Linked DNA regions of Homo sapiens: region 1 is linked to region 2. A link is a loop called in an ENCODE intact Hi-C map of the cell type or tissue named here. Cell type or tissue: PC-9. All regions are shown on one strand. Links, peaks and the distances in the headings refer to the core of each region. The heading gives the core; the rest is flanking DNA.

What was found. Peaks named below come from ENCODE experiments on the same cell type or tissue, not always from the same donor. Only the 100,000 strongest peaks of a DNase experiment are listed, where the experiment ranks them.
Region 1: it touches region 2 in a loop (2.8-fold over the local background); 1 of 110 quality-filtered maps calls a loop at or near these places.

The regions. Positions count from the first base shown.
Region 1 is chr15:71,572,055-71,587,177 of GRCh38, forward strand. All of the region lies in intron 7 of THSD4 (thrombospondin type 1 domain containing 4), which reads left to right. Among named protein-coding and RNA genes, the nearest start is that of THSD4-AS2, 110 kb to the right of the region's middle. RefSeq lists an enhancer at 656-950. In PC-9, for the core only: no CTCF peak of the experiment used is centred there; no DNase peak of the experiment used is centred there.
Region 2 is chr15:71,672,348-71,687,470 of GRCh38, forward strand. All of the region lies in intron 8 of THSD4 (thrombospondin type 1 domain containing 4), which reads left to right. Among named protein-coding and RNA genes, the nearest start is that of THSD4-AS2, 12 kb to the right of the region's middle. In PC-9, for the core only: no CTCF peak of the experiment used is centred there; DNase peaks (open chromatin) are centred at 7,394 and 7,874; H3K4me3 peaks cover 1,365 bases; H3K27ac peaks cover 3,207 bases.

The sequences.
Region 1 (15,123 bases), core at 10,481-14,480, 95 kb before region 2:
GACAGAAAGAGAGAGAGAAACAGGGATGGATATTGCAGAGAAAAAATTTTAAAAAGCTATTTATAATAAAATAAAATCCTACCACAACAAGCTTATTGTTGTTTATATTTTGGATTTACAAAATCTTTAGCTATTTATCCTCAACCCTTGCCAATTATGTGAATTTCCAGTTGGGTGAGAGTAGCTATATTAAATAGTGAGCAGTTTTCCTGTATCATTAAATAGTCTTCAAAACCTTGATTGTTCATAGCTGAATAACATTTAATACTATGGGTGAAGCAATTATTTTAATTGTTTCCTTTGTGCTGGGATTGTAGATTGTTTCTATCTTTTTACTTCAAACTCACCTGTAGTAGTGGCTGTTGCAAGGTAGCCACTTACACAGTATACCACTTTCTTCCCTGCATGCTGGGAACTGCACTGCATGCTGGAAAGCACAGCCTGGCACTGGGCTGGCTCTAGGGTAAAGAAAGAAGAGACACTGGCTTGCCCTCAGGGAGAGGGGTGGGGAGCTCTGGCGCTGGGCATGTATCATGTCTACTAATGTGATACTTAATATTAGGAGCCACCCCCTTGAAGACAGCGGAGTCCAAAAGGGCTTGCTGAGTCATCAAATACTAAGTTGGTTCAGCATAATCTTAGGATTCTGTGTGTTTTATTTTCCAAGTCGGAAAGTAGGGTTAGGGGTGGGGAGAACACTCTCCAAGAGAAGCTGACTCAAGCTACTTCTCAAAGAACAAAGTGACACACAGGAAGGAGGTTGGTTGGGAGGGGAAAGGAGAGGTCATTCCAGGAAAGGCAAACAATGTCAAGAAAGGGAGCCTGGCAGGGTTAGGTATGTGCCAGGTCTTTGTTCTGGCCTGAGTTTAAGATACCTGGGAAGGCATGCCAGGAGCTGTTCCTGGAGAAGTCTGTAGAGGGCATACCCTGAGAGGCCTTTGATGCCCCACCAAGGAGGACGACTTCATCCCAAAGACTTCGTGAGGCTGCTAGGGGTTACACATAGAGGCCTGAGCTTGGCAGACATGCACTTTGGGAAATACACTGTGGCATCTGCAGGAGGGACAACAGACTTAGGGTTTCTGGGGAGAGTTGGTGGGTGAGGAATCCGAGCCTCCTAGGTACAGGAATCATGACTTGTTTACTGCTCACCCAGGGCCTTGCACAGTGCCTGACATGCAGTAGGTGCCCAGTATTTATTAAATCTGGGAAAAGTTGTTAAACGAATCCAGGCAGGGAATGCCAAGGGTGGTGGCAGTGAGAATAGAAGATAGGGATCCTCTTAGAAAGACATTTAGGAGGGACGTGGGTGAAAATTTTTAATCTGAAATCCAAGGACCGAAGAAACTTCATTTTTTAGTGAAGCGCAAAAACTAGAAGGTAGCTTTGAAAAGGCGTTTGACTTCAGGAACCAATTGGCCAAAGGAATGTTTCTAGACCTTTCAAAACTTTAATCTGTGCTTTGTGAATTACACAGTTTGGTTCTATTCAATAGTTCCCTTTTTCCCTCAAATGCCACCTGTGAAATAAGTTAAACACCATACTGTTTTAATGTAAAAATATTTCCTCAAATCCACTGTATAAATTAATTACTCTTTGGGGAATAGGATAATCTAATTTCCCTTCTACAATGTGCTCCATTCATATGCTCTCCATTGCTGTAGAGGTAGGTTATGAATCAACTGTTTCTGAAGGATTATGAGCTATAATAAATGTCAATATGAGCTCTGATTGATTTCCTGCAGCCTCACTAGTTGTGACTTCATTTAGTAACTTAATACTAATTGTGTCGCTTTGATTACTTTGATTTTAGCTGTTTCCCCAGCACCTACTGGAGTGTCTAGGACAAGCAAGGATTCTAATGAATGTCTGTTGAATGAAGGGCTTTTAATCTTTTTAAAATGTTCCATAGAGGATTTTAGAGAAGTCGGAGTGAATGCCTGCAGTTCAGATGGGTATTGACTGAAGAGGCGAAACCATAATTTCAATTCTTGAGAAAGTAGCGCAGAACTTCTCTAGCTCACTACTGTATCGCAGTACCTCAGTGCACAGTAGACAGTCAGTGAATATTTGCTGACTGACCCTGTATTGTAGTGTCTGATGGTGAGCCACAGCCCTTAGTTCAAGTATATGCCTTAGAGAGTAATGCATCCCTTCATGTATGCATTCAACATTTATTAAGCCCCTATTGTGTGTCAATGCAATGGCAAACATTTATGATAGGCTCAAGTTTTGAACCTTGCAACAACCCTGGTAGATATTATTGTCATCCCCTTTTGCTGACAAGCAAAATGAGGCTTGGAAACACTAAACTATTTTTCATATAATTAAAAGGTATGCTGACTCCCTCATCTAGATCCTCATGATACCTAACACTAAGTTTTGGAAACACTAAACCAAGATCATATAATTAAAAAGGTACCATCCATCCAATTAAAAAGGATCCATCCTCACCTGGATCCTCATGGTACCAATAACTGGGTCCTGAATCTCCTTTCACTAACTAAGTCAGCAGCGATGGCTATGAAGGTGGGCATTAGGATGTCAAAGGGACTGTCACACATAGGTTTGCATCTCTGGCATCATGCTATGTGACCCTGAGCAGTCCGTTTGTCTGTCTGAGCCTCAGTTTGTAGTGCCCAGGTTAGAGGTGATACAAGACCTCTAAACATGAGGTCTTATATCTCATACATGACCGTGATCATCTCTTCACAGGAGGAGCTTCAAAGTCACATTTCCACAGGAATTGATATGGAAAGGCATGAACAGGTATAGCCATTTTTGTAATCTACCATAGCGATTGCCTGAAACTGTTACAATCTAGTCCATTTCTCTAGATATCCTGGAATATGTTCTGACCAAGCAGGACTGGCAGAAGCTGCATACCTGGACCACAGCATTATAGTCTTCTGTGGAATTACCTTTATGCTTGGGGCTTTAGCGATGCATCAGCCGTATATAGAGGAAGTTATAGGAAACCGAACTCATGCATCTCACTATCGTATTTACTACCAGCTTGTTGCTGAGGGCATTGTTCATTTTACTGCACCATGGGAGAGATTACTCTCTTGTCTCAGCACTAGGCAAACCTAGACTTCTCTAAAGCTGGGCTTGTTTGGTTTTTTCAATTTTATGGATTTGTAACTTAGGAAGCCAATGGATTTCTCTCTTCAAGTTGTCTGCTGGAAAGCTTAAGGCTGAATATGTGATCTACCACCAGCAAATACAAAGACCATGTGACATGTATTTTGGCACTGATTTCACTTTTAGCTTCATATTATTATTCCTTTAAACAGATCTCATCTGTACATACTTTAAGTTTTATTTTGTTTTAGTGATGAGCAAAAACTAGAAGGTAGCTTTGAATTGCATACTTTGTAAGTTGCCTAAAATCCTGTTTGAATACAGTAGGTGATAAATAAAATCACTAAAATGAATGAACAAGAAGAGTACCTTCATATACCCAGAAATGCACTGGAAATCGGGACATTTTGTTTCTTCGTCTTTAATAAGTTGTGTTTGAAGTCCTACATTGAGCCAAAATTCATACCTGGAAACTGAATTCTAGAAAGATTATTTTGGAAAGCCTGTAGTTACGTGTATTACCACTAGATGACCTTCCCTCATTATTGTCTCTAAAGTGGAGCTGCTAGTTATATGGACTTTCCAGAGGACTGTAGGAAATTTATGAATAATCCCTCTAAAGCAACAACGACAACAACAACAAAAAAGTCTACTTTATATGGTGTTGAGTGTACAAATATTTGGCAAAGGAATGAAAAAAGTTAGAAAGTTGTCTGTCTGTGGGCTAGGCTCTGCCTGCAAGATACTTACAATCTAGGTCAGAGGTTCCTAAATCCTTCTCAATGCCGTTTGCACTGGCCCTGAGGAAAGTGTGAAAATGAAGACTATTGTAGAGTCTTACATGAAGCTAAATTTGTTCATTTATATCACTTCTCTTTTATTATGAGATTATGTCCTCTGCAGTTTTTTGGTATTAAAATGTCTTTTATGAAAGGATAGTAAGAGTTAGATAGTAGTCTTTTTTGTGGAAAAAAAAAAAAATTGTTCTCACTTGACAATAAAAAGTGGACAAATCCATGGAGCCCTCAAAATTCTTTTTGGAAATTTTGTTCTATAAAATCCAATATTCTGAAAACCTGTGGTTGAATAAGAGAAAAATATTTAGTATAATCTTTCTCAATACATTTGCATGCATCAGGACCTTAACAGAAAATACTACCTGTTAGCATTTGCAGTTGAGCTCCTATTAAAAACCATGTTTGTTTGTTTGTTTTTAAAGATGTTTAGGAAAACAGTTTAAGGAACATTCTCCTTCCTCCCCTCTCACTGGGAATTCTGAATCTACTCTTTGAGCAAGTCAAAATACTTGGACCTCAGCTCAGGCCCCTCTACACGTCACCTCCAGAAAGCTACATTCTGCTACTATGTTCTTAGCTTTTATGAAAGATGAAACAGCCAATTAAAAATCTACTTCTGCCTTCATTTTGTTTTTTGTTAGGACAGTCATGTACATAGTACATACTATGAAATTATGTCAGTTTGATTGACAACCATTTGATTTTACTAAAACTCTGCCTCCTGAATTCAAGTGATTCTCCTGCCTCAGTGTTAAGGACACTTTCTCTTATATCACACAGTAGACGTTAAGGAAATTTTAGTATCCTTTCTAATTTCCTTTGAATTTATCTTTTCTCCCCCTTTCAGATAAAAAGATAACATGTTACCTTTTTTGCCTTGGCTACCAGTGGTCTCAAAGTCAGGTGTTGTACTCAGCCAGAACAGCTTTGTTATACCCTTAAGCTTGATATCTTTTCTGTTTCCTGGTTTCTTCCATTTTTATCAACCTTATAATGTCTTTTATTCAGAGCTCCCAAAAGCCTATATTGGAGTGATATACAATTACTTTTTAAATAAATAGAATGTTTTATATAATAAATGGTATTTTTGGAAAGTACTGGATTATGCAGTATGAACTGTAAATGTCTCCAGAGTATATTACATGATTGTCCTAACAAAAAAAAAAAAAACCTTTAGTACTTTATTAAGTATTTCTCATATTCAAAATTATCTCACCTGTGTGCTGAACTAGACTGTAATTCCTTTTGTGGAAGGAAATTTTGTTTTGTATGTTGTTTTAAATCTCTTGCAGTTTCTCTCGATCAGTGCCAGGACATCAGACATGCTCAATGAATACTTGCTGATTGACTAATCCACTGATCTGTGTGTTCTGGGGGAGTTAGAAAAGCTTTCCTAGAGGAGATGCAAAGAGATGGCCAGAAGACAGGCTGTTTGCCACTCTAATCCTTGGCTTCTCACATGTTAAACATGATGGCTAAGGTCTCTAACTTTCTGGGGCTTGACAGTTGTAAAATACGAGGAGGATAGGAGACTGTGAGGGGGTGAAAGCCAGTTTTCAGATTCACAGAGGCTGGAAATAAATTTGGTATATGGGGAAGCTTTGGAGATGGAGAAATGCTTTCGAAACTGTGAAGTACATACTATGAAATTATGTCTCTTTGGTTTACAACCATTTGGCGTTACTAAAACTTTCACTTGATGCCCTAATTCAGCTCTAAGGGGTCTGTCTTGGCATTTATGAAAGCCATTGTGGACTGGTGCAACCTTTATTTATTTATTTTATTTTATTTTATTTTATTTTTGAGACGGAGTCTTGCCCTGTTGCCCAGGCTGGAGTGCAGTGGCATGATCTCGGCTCACTGCAACCTCCACCTCCTGAGTTCACGTTATTCTTCTGCCTCAGCCTCCCGAGTAGCTGGGATTACTGGCGCCCACCATGCCTGGCTAATTTTTCGTGTGCGGTTTTAGTAGAGGTGGGATTTCACCATGTTGGCCAGGCTGGGCTCAAACTCCTGTCCTCAGATGATCCGATGGAGGGAGGCTGCTACTCTCTACCATTTCCTGTGTGCCTCCACTGTGGCCTCAACCCTGGCAGTTAAAGCCACTGCTCCCTTCCCCTACCTGGCATGTGTGAGCCCTTCTCACTGGATTTTATACCCTTGTGTCTGTGTACATTATCGATCTATATAGTATATATATACATTATATCTATCTATATAGTATATATATTCATTATATATATAATGAATATATATACACACAATTGATAAATTGAATATATATATAAACTCTGCACTGGTGCATCTTGTAAGCGGCAGTGTAGACTCCAGGTGGTTATCTTGGCAGTGGGGTAGCTAGCACCAACATCTGGCTGAGTGCCCTTCTTAACAGGTGACTCGAGGTTTGCTAATTTATAGCAAGGATGATGCTCATTATGATGTCAACCTGTTTGATAAGTGTCATGTCATTTGGATTCTGCCATTGATTTCTTTTGACTTTATTTTTTTAATGGTTAAATTATATAAACTTTGTATAATGTAATCCATAAACATGCTTTGTGACTTTGTGACTTTCTTTTTTGGTGGTGACAGGATTTCGCCATGTTGCCCAGGCTGGTCTCAAACTCCTGAGCTCAGGCAATCCACCTGCCTCAGCCTCCCAAAGTGCTAGGATTATAGGCGTAAGCCACCACGCCCAGCCTATAGTATACTCTTAAGTGTACTCTTCTTAAGTGGCCTACGACGAGCAGGTAAACAGCCATTCGATAGACTAAATAATAAATAGAAAATACTTGTTTAGGTTATATTGTGATAATATATGATAGTAAATAATGAACACTGTTTTAATGATATTTGGTGTTATCTTTGCATACATTAATTTGACTTGGGGGACTCTGGACTGCATTAACTTTTTTTTTTTTTTTTTGAGACGGAGTCTTGCTGTGTCGCCCAGGCTGGAGTGTAGTGGCACAATCTCGGCTCACTGCAAGCTCTGCCTCCCGGGTTCAAGTGATTCTCCTGCCTCAGCCTCCCGAGTAGCTGGGACTACAGGCACCAGCTATCACACCCGGCTAATTTTTTGTATTTTTAGTAGAGATGGGGTTTCTACGTGTTAGCCAGGATAGTCTCGATCTCCTGACCTCGTGATCCACCCACCTCAGCCTCCCAAAGTGCTGGGATTACAGGCGTGAGTGCATTAACTTTTTAATCAAACTAGCAGTAATTATGTTTTCAGTTTAAGATAAGTTGCCTTTATAAATTTGGGGATAAATTGGATTTAGGTAAGGCAGTGTTATTACTTTACTTCTTTTGTATTCTCCATAACAGCTGGCTCTTCATGGTTGTACAGTAGCTATTGTTAACTTGCTTGAGGCCAGCTGTGTGTGAGCATTACCGAGAGCCAGAATGTCCTCCTGAGAAGGGGCTCCTCACGCCTGTTCTCATGATCATCTGCGTAGCAGAAGCCTATGGAGTTCCGATGAGAAAGGGAACTGGAAATCCCTTTGAGTAAACAAGTCCCCAGAAGAGGGAGAGCATAGGTGTGAAAAATAATAATTCTACCATCTAAATTCCATTTCTCAGCCTTAGTTAACACAGGTCAGAAGATCTGTCATTTGATTAAAGTCACTTCCCTGGGACTGAGAAAAGATTGCTACTGTACTCTTGAAGGGTGATTCTACTCCACTCTGTAGTAAATGCCTCCACATGGTAGATCCCCTCAAATTGGGTCATGTATCTCTCCTCTGCCCTCAACCCTTGGGTTTTATTTCCCATTTATAGCTTTCAAAATATTGGAGACACCATGGTTTGGAAGGTAAAACAATAGCAATGAGAGACACCTGTTTATAAGTAGAGCAATTAAAAACCTAGCTGGTGACCAAACCTGCCCAACTCTATGTATATTAGTTTTCTATCACTATATAACAAATTACCACAAATTTAGTGGCTTAAAACACATAAACGGTGGGGTTTTTTTTTTGAGGAGGGTGATGCTCAGCATCGAATGACGAATTTGTCATTCACCTAGCATTTATTAAGCAACCACAGGATGCAAATTACACTGTGACTAATTGGAGATATTAAAAAATCACATAATAATATCCTGCTCTTAAGAAATTTGTGCTTTCCCAAGAGAGAGTTTTCAAAAAAGAATACATGTAATTTGTACACAGCAGGCAGTAAGAAGTATAGATGTCATGCTAGGATAGTTCCAAGGAGAGGAAAATTATTTCAGGGAAATGGGCATGGTGACCTGCGAGCTGGACTTGAAACGCTAGAGAGATATGGAGAGATGTAGGCTTTGTCTAGACTATAAAGTAAGAAGTGACATTGGGAAAGAAGTTAAATCCTTAAATGGCAGACTCTAAGGCGGTTAGGCTCCAGAGTCTAAGCTTTTCTTTTTCCAGATTTATTGACATATAATTGACAAATGATAATTGTATATATTTAAGGTATCAAATGTGATGTTTTGATATATATATACATTGTAAAATGATTACCACAATTCAGCTAATTAACATATCCATCACCTCACATCTTTGTGTGGGTGTGTGTGGTGAGAAAATGTAAGATCTACTCAATTTCAAGCATACAATACAGTATCATTAACTATAGTCACCATGTTGTACATTAGATCTTCAGAAATTATTTATCTTGTGTAACTGAAACTTTGTACCCTTTGACTGACACCTCCACATCTCTCCAACATGAAGTTCCACCACCAAGGCCCTGGTAACCACCATTCTACTCTCTGCTTTCATGAATTCAACTTTTTTTACATTCCATCTATAAGTGAGATCATGCAGTATTTGTCTTTGTGTATCTGACTCATTTCACTTAGCATAATGTACTCCAGGTTCATTCATGTTATTGCAAATGGCAGGATTTTCTTCTTTTTTAAAGCTGAATAATATTCCATTATATACATATATATGTGTGTGTGTATATATCTACTTATATACACATATGTGTGTGTTATATATATACACACACACACACCCCATATTCTCTTTATCCATTCATCCATCAATGGACACTTAAGTTATTTCCATATCTTGGCTATTGTGAATAATGCTGAAATGAACATGGGAGTGCAGATGACTCTTCAAGGTAATGATTTCATTTCCTTTGGATATATACTCAGAAGAGGGATAGCTGGATTATAAGGTCATTCTATTTTTAATGCTATGAAGAGCCTGTATACTGTTTTCCTTAATGACCATACCAGTTTGCATTTCCATCAACAATGTACAAAGGTTTCCTTTTCCCCACATTCTCACCAACACTTAATCTTTTGTCTTTTGGCAGTAGTTATTCTAACAAGTGTGAGGTGATGTTGGATTCTGGTTTTGATTTACATTTCCTTGGTGATTAGTGATATTGAGCATCTTTTAATGTACCTGTTGGTCATTTGTATGCCTTACTTTGAGAAATGTCTATTCTGTTATTTGATTTTTTTGCTACTGAGTCAAGCCCCTTATATATTTTGGATATTATATTCCTTATCAGGATATATGTTTTGCAAATATTAGCTTCTATTCCATAGGTTGCCTTTCCATTTTGTTGATTGTTTCATTTGCTGTGCAGAAGATTTTTAGTCTGATGCAATCTCACTTGTCTGTTTTTGCTTTTGTTGCCTGTGCAACAAAAAAATATTATTGCCTGGACCAGTGTCAAAAAACTTTTTTCCTCTTTTCTCCTGGTAGTTTTACAGTTTCAGATCTTACACAATTCAGTCTTTAATCCATTTGCATTGATTTTTGTGTAGAGATAAGGGTTTGATTCCACTCTTCTGCATGTGGACATCCAGTTTTCCCAGCACCATCTGAGAGACTATTCTTTCTCCATTGTGTGTTCTTGGCACCCTGGTTGAAGATCATCAGTTGACTGTAAACGTGTGGGTTTATTTCTGGGCTATTCCGTTCCATTGGTCTATAAGTCTGTTTCTTATGTTCATACCATACTGTTTTGATTACTGTAGCATTATAATATTTTGAAACCAGAAAGTGTGATACTTTCAGCTTTGTTCTTGCTCAGGATTGCTTTGGCTATACAGGATTTTTTGTGGTTTTATTTGAATTTTAGGATTGTTTTTCAGTTTCTGTGAAAAATGCCTTTGTAATTTTAATAAGGATTGCATTGACTCTGTAGATCACTTTTGGTAGTATGGACATCTTTAATTCTTCCAATCCATGAATGTAGATCTTTCTATTTATTTGTCTTCTTCACTGTCTTTCTTCAATGTTTTATAGTTTTCAGTGTACAGATCTTTTACCTCCTTAGTTAAGTTTATTCCTAAGTATTTCATTTTTGTAAATGAGATTGTTTTCTTCATTTCTTTTTGGATAGTTCATTGTTAATGTATAGAAGTGCAACTGGTTTTTGTATGCTGATGTTGTATCCTGCAACTTTATTGAATTTGTTTATTAGTTTTAACAGGTTTTTTTGTTAGGGTCTAGGATTTTCTATGTATAAGATCATGTCATCTGCAAACAGAGACAGTTTGATTTTTTTCCTTTCGAATTTGGATGCCTTTTATTTCTTTTTCTTGCTTACTTGCTCCAGCTAGTAGTTCAGTATTATGTTGAATAGAAGTGGCAAGAGTGGACATCCTTGTCTTGTTCTTGATCTTAGAGAAAAAGCTTTCAATTTGTCACTATTGAGTATGGCTTTAGCTGTGGGCTTGCCATATATAGCCATATTATGTTGCGGTATATTTCTTCTATACCTGATTTGTTAGTTTTTATCATGAAGGATGTTGAATTTTGTCAAATGCTTTTTTCTACATCAGTTGAGAGGATTATATAACTAACTTTAGTCCTTCATTCTGTTAATGTGGTATATCACGTCTTGATTTGCACATGTCAAACCTTCCTTGCATCCCAAGGATAAGTACCACTTGATTGTAGTACATGTTCCTTTTGATGTGGTTTTGAATTTAGTATACTAGTATTTTGTTGAGGATTTTTGCATCTGTATCTATCAAGAATATCGATGCTGGCCTTATAAAAAGAGTTTGGAAATGCTCTCTCCCTTTCAGTTTTTTTGAAGGGTCTGGGAAACTTTGGCATTAATCCTTCTTTAAAGGTTTGGTAGAATTCACTGGTGAAGCCATCCAATCTTGACTTCTCATTGTTGAGAGGAATTACTGATTCTATCTCTTTACTTATCATTGGTCTGTTCAGATTTGCTATTTCTTTATGATTTAGTCTTAGTAGGTGGTATATGTTTCAGAATTTATCCTTCCAAGTTATTCACCTTTTTGGCATATAATTATTTATAGTAGTCTCTTAGGATCCTTTTTGTTTCTGTCATATCAGTTATAATCTCTCCGCTTTCACTTCTCATTGTTTGAGCCTTTGACTCTTTTCTTATAGTCTAGCTAAAGGTTTGTCAATTTTGTTTGTCTTTTCAGAAACCCAACTCTTAGTTTCATTGATCTTTCTGTTGTTTTTCTAGTTTTATTTCATTTATTTCTGCTATAATCTTTATTACTTTCTTCCTTCTGTGAATTTTGGGCTTTGTTTTTTTTTTCCTAGTTCTTTGAGGAGCTAAAGTTTCTAAAGTTACGTTGTTTATTTGAGATCCTTGTTTTTTCACAGTCACTATAAACTTTCCTCTTAGAACTGCTTTTGCTGCGTCTCTTATAAGTTTTGATATGTTGTGTTTCCATTTTTGTTTGTATTAATATGTATTTTTATTTTCCCTTTCGATTTCTTCCTTGATGGTTGTTCAAGAGTGGATTTAGAGGTGCATTGTTTAATTTCCACATATTTGTGAATTTTTCAATTTTCTTCTGCAATTTCTAGTTTCATACTATTTTGATCAGAAAGATACTTGATATAATTACACTCTTCTTAAATTTGTTAAGACTTGTTTTGGGCATAATATATGTTCTATCCTGGAAAAGATTCTATGTGCTCTTGAGAAGAACATGCATTCTGCTGCTGTTGGTAGAATGTTCTGCACATGTCTGTTGGGTCCATTTGGTCTATGTGTTGTTCAAGTCCACTGTTCCTTATGGATTTTCTGTCTGGATGATCTGTTTACTGTTAGTTAGACTGGGGTACTAAAGGCCCCTATTATTATTGTAATGCTGTCTATTTTTACCTTCAGTTCTGTCAATATTGGGTGCTCCAATGTTGGGTGTGTATGTATTTATAATTATTATATTCTCTTGATGATTCTCTTGATGAATTGATTCCTTTATCATCATATAATGATTTTCTTTGTCTCTTTTGACTGTTCCTGACTTAAAGTCTATTTTAAGTATAGTCACCTCTACTCTTTTTTGGTTACCATTCACGTGGATTTTTTTTTTCACTTTCTTTTTTTTTTTTTTTTTTTTTTTGAGACAATGTCTCACTTTGTCACCCAGGCTGAAGTGTAGTGGCATGATCTCGGCTCACTGCAGCCTCCACTTGAATCAGTTCAAGTGATTCTCCTGCCTCAGCCTCCTAAGTAGCTGGGATTACAGGCGTCTACCACCATGCCCAGCTAATTTTTGTATTTTTAGTAGAGACAGGGTTTTGCCACATTGGCCAGGCTGGTCTCAAACTCCTGACCTCAGATTATCTGCCCACCTTGGCCTCCCAAAGTGCTGGAATTATAGACATGAGCCACCATGCCCAGCCTTGACTTTTTTCACTTTCAACCAGTGTTTATCCTTAAAGCTAAAATGAATCTCTGATAGGCAATGTATAGTTGATCTTGTTTTTTAATCCATTCAGCCATTCAATGTCTTTTGATTAGATAATTTAATCTATTTACTTTTAAAATAATTATTGATAGTTAAGAACTTACTGTTAATTGTTTCTGTTTTTTAGTTCCTTTTTTCCTTTCTTCCTCTCTAGATGTCCTCATTTGCAATTTGACAATTTTTTGAGGTAGTAGGCTTTGATTCCTTTCTCTTCGTACTTTGTGTGTCTACTAGTTTTTATCTTCATGATTTCCATGAGGCTTACATAAAACATCTTATATCTATAATAGTCTATTTTAAGCCGATAACAAGCTTTGATTGAATTTAAAAATCTACATTTTTAACTTCTGTTTTCCATATTTTATGTTATTGATATTACAATTTATAACTTTTATGTTGTATCTCTATTAACAAATTATTGTAGCCATAGTTATTTTTACTATTTTGTCTTTTCACTTTATACCAGAATTAAAAGTAATTTATATGCCACCATTACAATATTGGGTTATTCTGATTTTTGACTATATTCTTACCATTGTTAGTGAGTTTTATACTTTAAAAGTTTTCATATTGCTAATTCGTGTCTTTTTGTTTCAACTTGGAGAACTCTGTTTGGTATTTCTTGTAAGGAAGACCTAATTATAATGAACTTTTGTTTGGGAAAATCTCTTTGTCATTGTAATTTCTGAAGGACAATTTTAGCAGATATAGTATTCTTGGTTGACAGGGTTGGTTGTTTGTTCCTTTCGGCACTCTGAATATATCCTCACTGTCTCCTCACCTGCAAGGTTTCTGCCAAGAAATCCACTTATAATCTCATGGAGTTTCCTTTGTCTATGAAGAGTCACTTTTCTCTTGTTGCATTGAAAATTCTCTCTTTGTATTTGACTTTTGACAATTTGGTTATAATGTGTCTCAGTGAAGATCTCTTAAGGTTCAGTCTGTTCGGGGTTACTTGGGCATCATGGACCTGGATGCTGAATATCCTTCCCAGAATTGTAAAGTTTCTTGTCATTATTTCTCTAAACAAGTTTTCTGCCTCTTTCTCTTTCTCTGCTCCTTCTTTGACTCTCATAATGCATATATTGGTTCACTTGATGGTGTCCCATAAGTCCTGTAGGCTTTCTTTACACTTGTTTATTCTTTTTGTGTGTGTGTGTGCCTCTTAACTAGATAATTTCAAATGACTTGTATCTGAGCTTACCAATTCTTTCTTCTGCGTGATTGAGTCTGTTGTTGAAGCACTCTATTGATTTTTTTCAGTTCAGTCGTTGTATTACTTAGTGCCAGGATTTTTTATAGTTTGTATTTCTTTATCAAACTTCTAATTTTATGCATGTATTATTTTTCTGATTTCATTTAGTTATCTAATTCTTTTGTAGCTCATTAACTTTAAGATGATTATTTTGAATTCTTTGTCAAGCAGTTCATGGACCTCCATTTCTTTAGGGTTGGTTACTGATGTTCTATTAGTTTATTTTGGCGGTGTCATTTTTGCCTGATTCTTCATAATTCATGTAGCCTTGGATTGAAGGGGCAGATACCTCTTCTAGTCTTTTCCATCTGGTTCTGGCAGATAAAGACTTTCTCTTGGCTGATGGGACTATCTCTGGGATCATATTCTACTATCTTGCTGATGTCACACCCCTCAATATAAATGTTTTATGTCACAATTTCTATAGGTCAGAAGTCTGGGCACAGCATGACTAGGTTTTCTGTTCACGGTCTCACTGGGCTGAAATCAAGGCATTTACCAGGGCACCACCCTCATCTAGAGCTTGGAATATTTTTCTAAGCTCACTGGTTGTTGCCAGAATTCATTTCCTTGCATCTGGAAGACTGAAGTAGCCATTTCCTTGTTGGCCCTCAGCTGAGGGATGCTTTGAGAGTCCTAAAGGCCACCCACATTCCTTGTCACATAGCTCCCTTTGTCTTCAATCAGAAACAGCATGCTAAATCCTTCTCATACTTCAAACCTGTGACCAGAAAGAGAAAACTATCTGCTTTTAATCATGTGATTAGGTCAGGCCACTCTGATAATTTTTCTGAAGGTCAACTGTGCCATTTAACATAACCTAATTGTGGGAGCAAACTCCAACACATTCACAGTCGTGGGATTATCCAGGGTATGCAGTACAGCAGAAGCAGGAAATCTGGGGATCATCTTAGAATTCTGCCTACCACACTATTCTGTGTTTCCTTCATGAAGCTGTTGACATTCGTTAAAGGAAGCTGCTTATCACAACCAACAAGCATTATGCCTAGTCAGTGCTAGGCCCTATGGAAGATATAAAATGCACATAGGAATAAGCCCATCTCTGACCCTTTACAGTTTTCAAAGCACTTTTATAGCTGTGATCTCATTTTCTCTTTTAAAAACCAAAAAACATGCTCATCATCACTGGCCATCAGAGAAATGCAAATCAAAACCACTATGAGATATCATCTCACACCAGTTAGAATGGCAATCATTAAAAAGTCAGGAAACAACAGGTGCTGGAGAGGATGTGGAGAAATAGGAACACTTTTACACTGTTGGTGGGA
Region 2 (15,123 bases), core at 5,518-9,517:
CTTTGCTGAAGTTGTTTATCAGCTTAAGGAGATTTGGGGCTGAGACGATGGGGTTTTCTAAATATGCAATCATGTCATCTGCAAACAGGGACAATTTGACTTCCTCTTTTCCTAATTGAATACCCTTTTATTTCTTTCTCTGGCCTGATTGCCCTGGCCAGAACTTCCAACACTATGTTGAATAGGAGTGGTGAGAGAGGGCATCCCTGTCTTGTGCCAGTTTTCGAAGGAAATGCTTCCAGTTTTTGCCCATTCAGTATGATATTGGCTGTGGGTTTGTCATGAATAGCTCTTATTATTTTGAGATACATTCCATCAGTACCTAGTTTATTGAGAGTTTTTAGCATGAAGTGCTGTTGAATTTTGTCAAAGGCCTTTTCTGCATCTATTGAGATAATCATGTGGTTTTTGTCTTTGGTTCTGTTTATGTGACGGATTATGTTTATTGATTTGCGTATGTTGAACCAGCCTTGGATCCCAGGGATGAAGCCAACTTGATCTTAGAGGATAAGCTTTTTGATGTGTTGCTGGATTCGGTTTGCAAGTATTTTATTGAGGATTTTTGCATCAATGTTCATCAGGGATATTGGTCTAAAATTCTCTTTTTTTGTTGTGTCTCTGCCAGGCTTTGGTATCAGAATGATGCTGGCCTCATAAAATGAGTTAAGGAATATTCCCTCTCTTTCTATTGATTGGAATAGTTTCAGAAGGAATGGTACCAGCTCCTCTTTGTACCTCTGGTAGAATTCGGCTGTGAATCCGCCTGGTCTGGGACTTTTTCTGGTTGGCAGGCTATTAATTATTGCCTCAATTTCAGAGCCTGTTATTGGTCTATTCAGGGATTCAACTTCTTCCTGGTTTAGTCTTGGGAGGGTGTATGTGTCCAGGAATTTATCCATTTCTTCTAGATTTTCTAGTTTATTTGCATAGAGGTGTTTATAGTATTCTCTGATGGTAGTTTGTATTTCTGTGGGATCGGTGGTGATATCCCCTCTATCATTTTTTATTGCGTCTATTTGATTCTTCTCTCTTTTCTTCTTTATTAGTCTTGCTAACGATCTAACAATTTTATCAGTCTTTTCAGAAAACCAGCTCCTGGATTCATTGATTTTTTTGAAGGGTTTTTTGTGTCTCTATCTCCTTCAGTTCTGCTTTGATCTTAGTTATTTCTTGCCTTCTGTTAGCTTTTGAATTTGTTTGCTCTTGCTTCTCTAGTTCTTTTAATTGTGATGTTAGGGTGTCAATTTTAGATCTTTCCTGCTTTCTCTTGTGGGCATTTAGTGCTATAAATTTCCTTCTGCACACTGCTTTAAATGTGTCCCAGAGATTCTGGTACATTGTGTCTTTGTTCTCATTGGTTTCAAAGAACATCTTTATTTCTGTCTTCATTTCGTTATGTACCCAGTAGTCATTTCAGGAGCAGGTTGTTCAGAGAGTCTCGCTCTGTCGCCCAGGCTAGAGTGCAGTGGCAAGATCTCGGCTCACTGCAAGGTCCGCCTCCCAGGTTCACACCATTCTCCTGCCTCAGCCTCCCGAGTAGCTGGGACTACAGGCGCCCACCACCACGGCTGGCCATATACTTTTCTTCTTAGACATCAAAAGCCTACCTGATTTAACTGGCACAGTTGTGTGTTCTTATGGCTTTTGCACCCAACTGTCTGTCGGAGTAGTTGCCTCTTCCCAGAAGAACAAAAAGAGAAAGAAAAGTAGACATGCTTCTTCTGTGCGTCTCCTGTGCTGACCTCATTCTATTCAGAGAATGGTTTCTCTAGGGGTATAAATGTGTGATGATGTGTTTATGCCTCTCCACCTTACTCCCCCAGCCCTAGGCTGCATCCAGTGGTCTAAGTGGCATTCCTCTGCTCTTGCTCTTATGTGGTCTCCAGTTCTTGGCCTTGTCTTCCATTTACAGTCCAGCTCTGCCCATTGAAATTGGTCTTTGCAGAGCTCTTATTTCCAGCTGGGATGCTCTTGGACAAGTTCCTTAACTTTTCTGAGATTCGGTTTCCCCATAGGCAAAATAGGAAAACAATTACAATGTCATAGAACTATTACCTTTAAATGAGAAAATGTAGGTAAAATACCCTGCATGTCAACCCTATTAGTTCCCATATCTCCCTGGATCAGTGCTTTTCACCCTGGCTGCACATTGCACTCATGGGAGGCATGCTGTGTGAGGCATGTTTGAACTATGCTGATGCCTGAGTCCCACCTGCATGTTTAATTGGTCAGGGGCACAGCCTGACAGCCTGGACTTCAGGATTTTTTTTTAAACTTTAAAGGTGATTGCAATGTCCTTTCAGGATAAAAGGCCTTTTCCCTATGTCAGTAGGTGTCAACTAGGGACTATTCTGCACCCGCTCCCCATACATTTGGCAATGGCTGGAGGCATTTCGATTGTTACAGTGAGGGCAGAGAAGGGGGGAGGCGGGTGCTGCTGGCATCTGTCGATAGAGGCCAGGGATGCTGCTGAACCTTCCACAGTGCACAGGGCGGCTCCCACAGTGAAGAATTATTCAGCTCTAAACCTCAGTGGTGCTGAAGTAAGAAACCCTGGCCTGTTTGATCACTAAGATCCCTTTCAGTGCTGAAGTTTTGTAGGCCACTTATTTCAGAATGATATTTTTAAAATAACAATAAATATCTAAGGTTTTCTTTGAATGACCGTTTTATGTACCATTAAGTTCACATTCATCAGCTCACTCTGAATCCTTAGCTTCCAATCCAATCCCCCTCCTTTGGTTTACTTTCCAGATTTCACTCAGTTCTTGGTAGTGGGCCCCTAGATTGCTTATCTCTGAACAGCTGTGAGGCAGCCCCAACAACAGAAGTACCATCTTAAAATGCCCTTTTATAGCCAGCCCTGTGGTGTTTGGAGTCCTTTCTTGCTTTCTTAATACATGGCAGAAGAATAAAGGACAGAAAAAAAAGAAAAGCAAAGAAAGTCAGTTTTTCTTTGGATTCTCATAGAACTCTGATCATCTCTCCAGCTCGGTACTTAAATATATTTTACTGTAGTTTATCTGTTTACATGTCTGTGCTCTTCCCGGTGAGGCCGTGCAATCCTTGAAGACAAACAGGCCAGCCTTAGACAGTCTTCTCTGGAGTACACACCATGAGCCAGGAACTGTGCTCAGTGGTGTGGATACAGAAATAAAGGTCGTGCTGGCTCTCCTGAGGCCCATGCATGGTGTGCAGCCCGTGTGGGGGTTCTGTGCTCAGACATCTTAGCCCCTCTTGATCATGAGACCTCGCTCGTGGTACTGGAGTCATATTACTACTCACTAGATGCTTGGAATCCTGGGTCTCCCACCTCCTTCATCTAACCCTCACAACACTCACACAAGGTGGGAACTAATGTCATCATCTGCATTTTATAGTTGAGGGACCTGCCTGTGGTAAACAATTTGTGAGGGGTGGAGTCAGGACTTGAACCTGGGCACAGGCCTCACTTATGACCTTCCCTGCATGTTTATGACCATGGCCATTTGCAAGAAAAATATGGCAGGGTGGGGTGGTATTTGTGTCTTCTCACTTCCCAGCCACTGGAAGAAAGACATGTTCCACTGAATTCCTTGCAGCCATCTTGCACCCTCCTCACTGTTCCATCCCTGTCCCCACTGCTACCTCAAACTTGATTACAATCATGCATCCCATGCTCTCTTTGGGAATCCTTGGGCTAAATCTCCATAGTTATTATCTTAGTCACTAGACTTGCACCATCTTGCCTCAGCAGACCTTCTGGAACTAGCTTTTAAAAGAGTATCCAGCTCTTAAAAAGAGTAGAACATTTTAGAGAAATAAAACATCAAGTGTGTGTTTTTTCTTTTTTTATTGTGGTAAAATATATATAAACATAACATTTATCATTTTAATGATGTTAAGTGTATAATTCAGTGGCATTAAGTACATTCACTGCTATCACCACGATCCATTTTCAGAATTTTTTTTTGAGACGGAGTCTCGCTGTGTCGCCCAGGTTGGAGTGCGGTGGCACGATCTCAGCTCACTGCAACCTCTGCCTCCCGGGTTCAAGCGATTCTCCTGCCTCAGCCTCTTAAGTAGATGGGACTACAGGCATGCACCACCATGCCTGGCTAATTTTTGTATTTTTAGTAGAGACAGGGTTTTACCATGTTGGCCAGGATGGTCTCAATCTCTTGACCTCGTGATCTGCCCACCTCGGCCTCCCAAAGTGCTGGGATTACAGGTGTGAGCTACTGCGCCCAGCCTCAGAATATTTTCTTATCCCAAAAGCTGTACTCAGTAAACAATAGCCCCCTTCTTTCCCCGTCCTCCAAGCCCCTGGTAACTTCAACTCTCTGCCTCATGCACTGACCTATTCTAGGAACCTCATACAAGTAGAATCACACAGTATCTGTCCTTTTGTGTCTGGCTTATTTCACTTAGCATAATGTTTTCAAGATTCATCCCTGTGGTAATATGCACCAGAATTTCATTTCTTTTTTATGTATATGCCACATTTTGTTTATCCATTCATCTGTTGATGGGCACCTGGGCTGTTTCTCTCTTTTGGTTATTGTGAATAATGCGCTATGAACATTGGCATACAACTACCTGTTTGAGTCACTACTTCCAATTCTTTTGGGTATATACCTAGGAGTGGAATTGATGAGTCATATGGTAACTCTATATTTAACTTTTTGAGAAACTGCCAAACTGCTGTCTACAGCAACTGCCCCATTTTATCTTCCAACCAGAGTTTCAATGTCTCCACATTCTCGCCAACACTTCAAGTGTGTTTTTGAAAGAGTATTTAAGCATGTGATATAATAGGCACCAATGGTCAGCTCTGAGGCATCAGGACAAGATGCTGCGCTGGGCTTTGTTACCTGCTGCAGGTCATGGCAGCCCCTGGAGACGATTAAGTCACAAACAACTCAAAGTGATATCCTGACTCTTGGCTGAATGTTCCTCGTCAATGCTGGTAGATGAGGAAAGTGATCATTGAGTATTTGTTTTTTATTTGGACTCAGTTCTTGCCTTTTCTTCACCAAAAGCTTTTATGACTCTTGTCCAGAACCAAATATTCACAAAACAAAGATTCCATGCCAAAGAGACTGTGCCCTCTTGCTGTGATTTGGAAAGATGCTGTTGTTTGTTTTAGCACTCCTGGACTTACTTTTGGATTACATACTTTCCACATGGTGTCTGACAGCGCACCTCCCTTTGATTTAGGACAGCTCTGATGTCCTTGCATCTGTTTACAGGGACTTTCTTTTCACTTTCAGAGTCCTTTGCCTTGAAAAGCTTTCAGATATGCTGGAACGAAAGGAAATCAACTCTGCCCCACCCCCTTCTGCTGATTGTTTCACATTTTCTGCTTTGTATTGATAGTTAGCACCTAGCTACCCTGGAAATGTGAGACTGAGTTTTCCTGTTTGTACATGGATTTGTCTTTCATTTTCTGGGGAAATAGTTAAGCTGTGGTTTGTTTTTGCTTTTAATTGTATCGTCTGTCTCAGAAATATGCAAAATGCCCACACCTGTTTTCCTACACTTAATGTGATACTTTCCTCAAATGCAGGAAACAGTTGCTGAGCTGGCTGAGTCTTGAATTTTTATGGAAGTGATTTGACACCGCTATCCTTGCATGAGGAATAACATTGTCTCCTAGCCCACTCTAGGCAGCAGCGCCTAAGGACAGCATCTTCAGCAGGGCTGTTAATCGCTCCCAGGTCTCCTATCTGGATTAGGATAATAGCTGAGAATCCATTATCTGCAAGTCCAATGTGGTTAACACTGTCCCTAGATCCGCCTATTCCCTAACCCACTTGGAAGTGCATTTAAATCTTCCCTGTTTGAATCAAAGTCTTGCTTTTTTGTGATATGTTAGATCACTGAGCTACCACATTAGGGAACTAATACAAGCTAAGCCCCAAGAAGAGATATCTAAGGTTTAAACAACGTTTAATAAATATAGTTGACTTAATGAAAGAGAAGTGACTCCTGAGAAAAACAGTAATCTTGAAGATTTCTTAACCAACAGCTGGGGATGACCCACCCTTTGCTTCTCCATGGTTACTGCTCTCACTGGGAGCCTCTCTTCCTTCCTCGTGAGCATCAGAGCTTCAGAAATGTGAAACCTGCCTTCTAAGATTGCCCTCTTCTCTCTTCAGGCCTTACTTTCCCATGGAAGAAGTTGAGCACCCTTTCCCCTTTTTTATTAAGCAGAACTCTAGGCACATTGTGCTCTTCTTCTAAACCTTGAAGTCTTGCAGATAAGTCACTGAAGGGGTGGTCTTTGAAGATAAGCCTCCTTTCTCCCTCTCATCATGAACCGCCTTTATTAGCTTTGCTCTGGCTGTTTTAGCATCAACAGCTTTAAGAATAACTTTTGGCATCTCCTGACTCTACCCTACTCTGTCCCCAAGCCAGACACTATTCTCTGAATTAGAAACCATATAAATGTCAGCATGGGAAAGACTCACTCCTTCTGTCTGAATTCTGAATCAATATTCATGTTCTTCCTTGGAAAATGTACTTTCACATAGCCCCACCCTTTAACTTTCTTTGTGGCCTTATAGTCACGCCTATATTTGTTATGCTTTGGGGGCAGAATTTGTCTCATTGATCAATATTTATTTTTCCCTTTATTATCTAGTGTTTAGTGTGAATCAGGACTGATTTTCTTTCTTTGATTAAAGAAAACATTGCTCTTTGTCTGAATTGATATTCCTGCAAGATAATTAAACATTTCAATGGATATCTGTAAGCACCTACTGTGTACAATATATTATGAAGAGAAAGAGTTGAACGATACATGGCCCCTTCCCTGAAAGGCATTTACTGTCCATTTGGAAATCCTTTGATGACTTTGAAAAGAGACCCAGTGCTATGGGAGTGCAAAGGATGGAGAAATTAACTCTAATAGGATAATCAGAGGAGGCACCTGGGGGAGGTGGTATTTAAACTGGGCTTGTAGAGCAGGGGCTGGCAACCTTTTTTTTGGAAAGACCATATAGTAAATATCTTGGGCTTTGCAGGCCATTTGGCCTCTGTTACAGCTACTCAGCTGCACAGTGAGAAAGCAGCATAGACAATATGTGAATGAATGGGGGTGCCTATGCTCCAATAAAATACGATATACCAAAAAAGCCAGCCGCCAAGTTTAGCCCTCATGCTGTGGTTTGCCCACCCTTGTTTTGGTGGATGGATAGGCTTTTCTCAGAAGAAATAGGGAAAGAGCATTTCAATCTGAAGAAGCAGCACAAGCTAAGGTACAGAGAAGGAAGAATGTGAGGCATGTTCTGGACTTAGTCACTTATGAAATAAGTGAGGGTGACCTTGACATTTGAGACTGCAAATACAGGGTATAGCTAGGCCTGTTTCATCCTGAACCACATCCTTTGTATTAAATCTGAAGATGCTCGGCTGGAGAAGAGTTGTGACAGGGTCCTGCCTCTGCTCTGCAGACAGTTTGGGGCAGTTGTAGAGGAGGAGGGGGAGCGGCTGCTGTAAAAAGGCCTGGCCTATAGGAAGAGTCTGAGGCAGGGGAAGTGACTAATAACAAGGATACTGCTATGTCAGTGGGCTCTGTGATTCCAAACAGTAAATTTGACCGTGTTAGAAAACCAGAGTTTTTGCGTGTGTTTTTAATCAGTGACTGTAGGTTGAGCACCTTATGATAGAAGAACGTAATACACACCACAGTATTGCTACATCAGGGAGTGATAAACTGCACTTGGAAACTTGAGATGATCTGGAGCAAATCAGAGTAGAAAAGACGGATAAATAATTTTGGGAGTTGGAAATTTAGGTAATCAGTCCTCTTTAAAAAGAGGGGAGTGGTTGCATTTGAGATAAGCTAAATCCCTTCCCTTGTCTCTAAAGCAGTACTTTTGAAACCTAGTCCAGCCTTTCCTGTCTTTCCTGTTTTGTTGGTAAGTTCTGGGAACACCAAGGTTCTCTAAGCCTTCTCCCATACAAAGGTCCCAATCCAAACAGCAGGTTCTCAGCAGGCAGCATAGATCCTGTCCTACATGAATGCTTTCAGTTGAATTCCTTGATTTTTAATTATCCCTAACAAATCACATATTTGCCAAGTTTTTAGAATTGCTGCGAGAAGACCAATATTAACCTGTAAGATAATTTCTGTTGGTAGGGTAAAAATTTGTTGATCAGAGAAAAAGGATTTAATCAACTGCATTAAGATTTCTTGTAAATAAATACTCCACATCATTGCTAGGTCCTCCTTAACTTACAAAATCGTGCATGGCTAGGACTCACTTGGAATTTTAAGAAAAATTTGAATTATCAGTTTCACTGGCCAAAGGACCCAAAGTACTGTCTCAAACATTTCAGTATGAGCAGAATTGTGCAAGTTAAGAGTTCTACTCTCAGCCACGCAGCTTTCTGGCTCTATAGCCTTCAGTCAGTTACCTGACCTCTCCGTATGTCATTTTCTTTACCTGTAAGATGAATTGACAATAATATTTATCTCATAGGGTTATTGGGAAGGTTAAATAAGGTAAAACAGGTAAAGCATCTAGCACAATGACTGGCACAAAATACTTATTCAATAAACATCAGATGTCATTACTAGTAATTTTTTTTTTTTTTTTTTTTGAGATGGAATCTCACTCTGTTGCTCAGGCTGGAGTGCAGTGCCATGATCTCAGCTCACTGCAACCTCTTCCTCCCAGGTTCAAGCAATTCTCCTGTCCCAGCCTCCTGAGTAGCTGGATTACAGGCATGTGCCACCATGCCCAGTTAATTTTTGTATTTTAGTAGAGACAGTGTCACCATGTGGGCTAGGGTGGTCTTGAACCCCTGACCTCAAGTGATCCACCTGCCTTGGCCTCCCAAAGTGCTGGGATTACAGGCATGAGCCACTGCTCCCGGCCCTACTATGGTATTTTAATTGTTGCTACTGTTATACAAATTAGTCCAGGATTATATGGTTAGAGATCCACATAATTGTGCTTTGAGACTTTGTCTAGACAATAAATACCTTTCCAAAAGCAAAAGACAATTTTTTTCTAGACTTATCAAGCCAACAATCAGTATCAAAAGTTTACGTGGCACACTGGGCGTGGTGGCTCATGCCTGTAATTCCAGCACTTTGGGAGGCCAAGGCAGGTGGATCACCTGAGGTCAGGCGTTCCAGACCAGCCTGGCCAACATGGGGAAATCCTATCTCCACTAAAAATACAAAAATTATCAGAGTGTGGTGGCGAGCCTATAATCCCAGCTACTCGGGAGGCTGGGGCGGCAGAATCGATTGAACCGGGGGGGTGGAGGTTGCAGTGAGCCAAGATGGTTCCACTTAACTCTAGCCTGGGCAAAAGAGTGAAACTTCGTCTCAAAAAAAAAAAAAAAAAAGTTTTACATGGCACATGCCTTTATAACTAACTGATAGTGAACTAAGATCAAGCACCGTTTGAGTTGTATCCAGTAAATATGGTGTCCCCTAACTCAGCTCATTGGCTTGAGGTGGTACCAAGATGTTCATGGGGGCAAACGGAAGTTGATCAACACTTGTATTTCAGACCTAGGCAAGTATGAGGATTGGGCTATTAGATGTTCCTCTTTTAATATGAATACTGACTTACTATTCTCTGATGTGTTGGTCTTTAAAATGTTCAGCTGTGCCTCAGAGAACAGTGAAATTTCTGCTGTCAGCATGTGAGGGTCATGGGCACGGTCTCTCAGTACCATTCAGCATGGGGACCCTTGGAGCCCCTGTGAAATCCGACCCCCCCTGGAAAGGATGAAGACATAGTTCAACCCAAGGTCTTTATGGACCTGCTGAATTCATTACAATTAAGTAAGTTAAACTTTCATCACAGACTTTATCCCCTCTTCTCAAAGCACAAGTGAAAAAGAGATACCTGTTTAAGTGCCAAAAGCCTATTGTCTGGCCAGAGCCATTGGCTGGCTTAGCACTTACTTATTTGTTGGATAAGCTTTTTATTGAAATGCTAAGTATAAATACACAGGAAAAGTTCTCTATTCAAAACTATAAGTACAGCTTGATGAATTTTCACAAAGTGAACACAGTCACGTCACTAGTACTCAGATGAAGAAATAGAACTTGATCAGCTCCCAGAAGCCCCTTCCAGTGTCCCCTCTCTGTCACTAACCTCCCCACCGCAGAAAGAACCACTACCGTGATTGTTCACACCATACATTAGTTTTTGTCTGTTTTTAGAAAAACCTTATATAAATGGAATAATACAGCATATACTGTTTTGTATCTGGCTTTTTTTTTTTTTTTCTCAACATTTTTAACATTTACCTTGGAGTAGAGTATAAAATGAGAAGGTAGATTTCTTCCTAATGTTTAGCCAATTTTACAAACCAATTTGTTGAGTGGTTCATTTATTTAACATTGGAATGTGTAGAATGTGCTAAGTCACATACTTACCATTTATTGTATTCCATTTATCTGTCAAATAATTTCTGTACCACACAGAGTATTTTGGTTATCATAGCTTTAAAATGTGATTTAGTATCTGGCATGGCAATTCTTCCCTCTTTTGCTACTTTCTTTCTTTCTTTCTTTCTTTCTTTCTTTCTTTCTTTCTTTCTTTCTTTCTTCTTCTTCTTCTTTTTTTTTTTTTTTTTTTGAGTCGAGGTCTCACTCTTTGCCCAGTCTGGAGTGCAGTGGTGCAATCATGGCTCACTGCAGCCTCAACCCCCCTGGGCTCAAGAGATCCTCCTACCTCAGCCTCCCAAGTAGCGGGAACTACAGACTCACACCACCATGCCTGGCCGATTTTTGTATTTTTTGTAGAGACAGGGTTTCACCATATTGGCCAGGCTGGCCTCGAACTCCTGGACTATAGTAATCTGCCTACCTTGACCTCCCAAAGTGCTAGGATTACAGGTGTGAGCCATCGCACCCAGCCTTGCTTCTTTTCAATAACAATTTTCAGACAGTCTAGCATTATTCCAGGTGAATTTTTGAAACCATTTTGTCATATGTAAGGAAAAAAAAAATCCTATGGGTGTTTGCACGCAATTATGTTAAATTCATTCAATAAACATGTACTGAGTCCTTACTGTGTGCCGGGTGGAATTCTGGGTACTGGGAATACTCAGAAAAGGGCACACCAGCCCTGATGGCATTTACAAAATTCTACCGGGGAAACTGGAGACGAAAGAACAAAAAGGTAATTTCAGATGATGAGACATGCTATAAAAAATAAAACAGGGGAAGAGGAGAATGAGTGCTGGCTGGAAGAGCAGGCTGCTATTTGAGTTAGGTTGTCAATGTCTTAAGGAATGTGATCCTTGAATTCCAACCTGATTCATGCCCAGAGTGTATTAGATCTATAAATTCATTTGGGAGGAGTAGACATGGTTAAAATGTTCAGTCTGGCCAGGCTCAGTGGCTTACACCTGTAATCCCAGCACTTTGGGAGGCCGAGCCGAACGGCCTACTTGAGGTCAGGAGTTTGAGAACAACCTGGCCAACAGGTGAAACCCCATCTGTACTAAAAATACAAAAATTTAGCTGGGCATGGTGGGAGGTGCCCATAGTCCCAGCTACTCAGGAGGTTGAGGCATGAGAATCACTTGAACCCAGGAGGCAAGGTTGCAGTGAGCCAAGATCACACCACTGCACTCTAGCCTGGACGACAGAGCAAGACTCCATCTCAAAACAGCAACAAAACCATTCAGTCTAAGAACATAGCATTTATTACCGTTTATTCAAATAGCTTACATCTGCCAGTGAAGTTTTGTTATTTTCCATATAAATTCTCTGCATTCCTTGTAAAGATTCATCATAGGTATTTAATTGCATTTTGCTGTGGTATGATGATGATGACAAAGAATGGAATCTGTTCCTTTTTATCTCTAAAATTCTTATCAATATACAGAAAAGTTATGGGTTTTTTTATATTTACCTCTATCTGGTAATTTCGTTGCGCTTTTATAAATTCTGAGTAATTTGAGTTGATTCTCATCGTTTTCTAGTGATATAATCATACCATATAGAAATAATTATAATATTGCCTCCTCCTTTCCAATAGTAATTACTCTGAATAGCAGACATCCTTAACCTATCTCTGATTTTAATGTGAATGCTCCTAATTTTTACTAGCAAGGAAAATGGATGTATGCTCAATAAATATTTTAATTGAATATATGATTACATGCTCATCATTGGGGTAAGAAAGTCTATTTCTAATCTTGTAATCTTTTTTTTTTTTTACCAGGATGAGTTTTAAATGACATTTTGGCACCTACTTACGTTATTTTTTCTTTAAAGTTTTCTATATTATCCTTGAATTCCTGGATTATACCCTGTTTCATCTTGCTGAATGGTTTTTTTAATGTTCTGTTGAATTCAATTTGCTAGGACCTTATTTGGGATTTTTAAAATCTGTATTCCGAAGTGAGATTGGCCTATTGTTTTCATTTTGTGCTACCTCTCTGAGGTGGAGGTTAGGTTAGTGTTCCAATTTTTATGTGCTCTGGAAAAGCTTATATAATAATCTGTTCCTTCAGATTTTTATAAAAACTCACCAATAAAAAACATCTGGCACTAGAATATTTTTGGAAGAAATTACTGCTAACTTGTAACAATTCTTCTATGGCTGTGAGTCTACTATGTTTTCTTGTTCATCTTAAATCAAGCTGGTAATTTTTTAATGTATCTTTTTCATGGAGAATTTCAAATGTAGTATAGAATTACATATCAAATTCACTTTTAATTTCAGCATCATCTGATATATTCTCTTATTTGGGCTTTATTGCTTTTTTATTAAATTTGCTTATTTTCAAAAATGTCTTGGAGACCAGCTCTCAGGTTCTTATGTGTGTTTTTCTTTCTTGAATTCACATACTTCTGTTTTATGATTTCTACCTTGGTTTCCTCTTTTTAAAAAAAAAAGAAATAAGAGTATTTAAATTGCATAAATTCAATGTGTGACACTTCTGTTTTTGCTGTTTTCTCAGTGGTTCTTAAATGTTTTCATCTCAGGACCCTTTTCTCCTCTTTAAAACTGAAGACCCCAGAGAGCTTTTGTTCATATGAATTTATTCGTTAATATTTACAGTATTCACATTTTAAACTGAAATTTGAGAATTTTATATTACTTTGCTTTCAAATAACAATAATAAACTCACTATATAATACAGTAACAGTTTTTTTAAAGTAACTATTTCCCAGAGCAAAAACATTTTGAGAAGAGTGGCATCATTTTACAATTTGCAAATACTGTATCTTTTAATGTCTGGCCTAATAGAAGACAGCTGGATTCTCATATCTGCTTCTCCAATCTATTGTGATAGATTATTTGGCTAAAGTATATGAAGAAAATCTGGTTTCACATAAATATGTAGTTGGAAAATAGAGAGGTAGTTTAGTGGTCTTTTCAGATCATTGTGAATCTTCTCCTTTGATACTATACCAAACTAGAAAAGTGGTAGTTTCTTAAAGGTTAGTTGCAATGGGAAATCTGAAACCACATCAATAAACTTGTCATGTTCTTTATACTCATGAGTAAGAGAAAAAAAGGCAAATAGCATCTTAGAGTTGTTATGGAAATAGGTTTAATCTCAAAGATCCCCTGAGAGGATCTTAAGGACCATACTTTCAGATATACTTTTCCAAGTAAATGGAAATATATCCATTTTTTTAAACTTTTTATTTTCAAGTAATGTTAAATTTACAGAAGAGTTGCAGAGAGAATGCAGAGTTCCCATGTACTCTTAACCCAGCTTCCCCTAATAAGAAATTTTTAAAACTTTATGGTAAAATATATATAACATAAAATTTACCATTTTAACCATTTTAAATGTACAGTTCAGTGGCATTAAGCACATTCACATTATTGTACAACCATCAACAGCACCCATCCATAGAACTTTCTTCATCTTCCAAAACTGAAACTCTATACCCATGATGTGTAAGTTGGATTCACTTATTAACCCAAACTACTTGAGGCATCTGTTGAGATTTACATGCTTAACTGGTTGCATTTGTGCTGTTAATACCTGATTGTATTGCTTTGGAGAGTGTAGTCTGCATGATTTTGAGGGCTGAGGTGAGAAAGAAACTGTTTCTCTCTCTGTCTACTGAATCAGGGCTATACAGTTTATACCAGACAAAAAAGGACAGCTGTTCCCTCCACATAGGAGCACCTTTGTTTTGAGATGGCCAGAGCACTGCCTCTTCATCACTTCATCAGTCTCTGTCAGTTGATATAAACCATGAAATCAGAACACATGGGATAGTGAGAGTAATGACATGACGTTTCACCCACAAACACCATATTGCTAAGCTTGGGTTATAAGGACAAAGGAAGAGGAGGAGTCCCTAGACCCATTCTTGGGGGAAGGGGAAGTCAGTAGTGATGGAGGACATGGTGCACTCTGTTGTTCCAATCTCTGTGGGGGGAAGCAGTAGCAAGAAAACTGAAGATTTACAGCCAGATAGGAAATATTTTAGGCTTTGCAGTCCCTATGGACACTGTCACAACTACTCAACTCTCCTATGCAAAAGCAGTGACTGATTCCAATAAAACTTTATTTACAAAAGCAGGTGGCAGGCCATATTTGGCTCAGAGACTGTGTTTTGGTGACCGCCACACTAAATGAATTCCTGGCAGGGGTCCGAAAACTGGTTAAGACTTAGGAATATCTCAGTCAACACTAGTTGACCATCTTAAAGGAGAGTTCTACCAGCACGCAGATGAACAGTAACCAAGGCAATGGACAGTCACATATCCTGCCTGTTGGCTGGTACCAAAGCAGGATATCACGCTTCCTTCCAACATTTAGTTGATAAAAGTTTCATAGTCAACTCTGAGCATGAGGCAGGTGGCATCTATTAACCCCTAGAGAATAAAAATTAAACTACAGACTTCTCACTAGATGTCCACCTTCTTTAACTGCTTGTTCTTTAAGGACTATTGAGTCCACCTCTTAATGTTGTTAGGTTTTGCTGTTTTAAATTTTATTCTATATGAAAAATTATGCTATAATTTTTAGAAGTTATGGGATATTTGCTGTTAGGACCAGGAAGCTATAACCAGAGCATTATTGCTTCCTCCTGACAGCACTTTCTGTTTTTAGAAAACAGGCATAAGAGACCGTGAAAAACCACTAAAACGGCTGAACTCACAAGCTAACCTTAAAAGCCAGCAC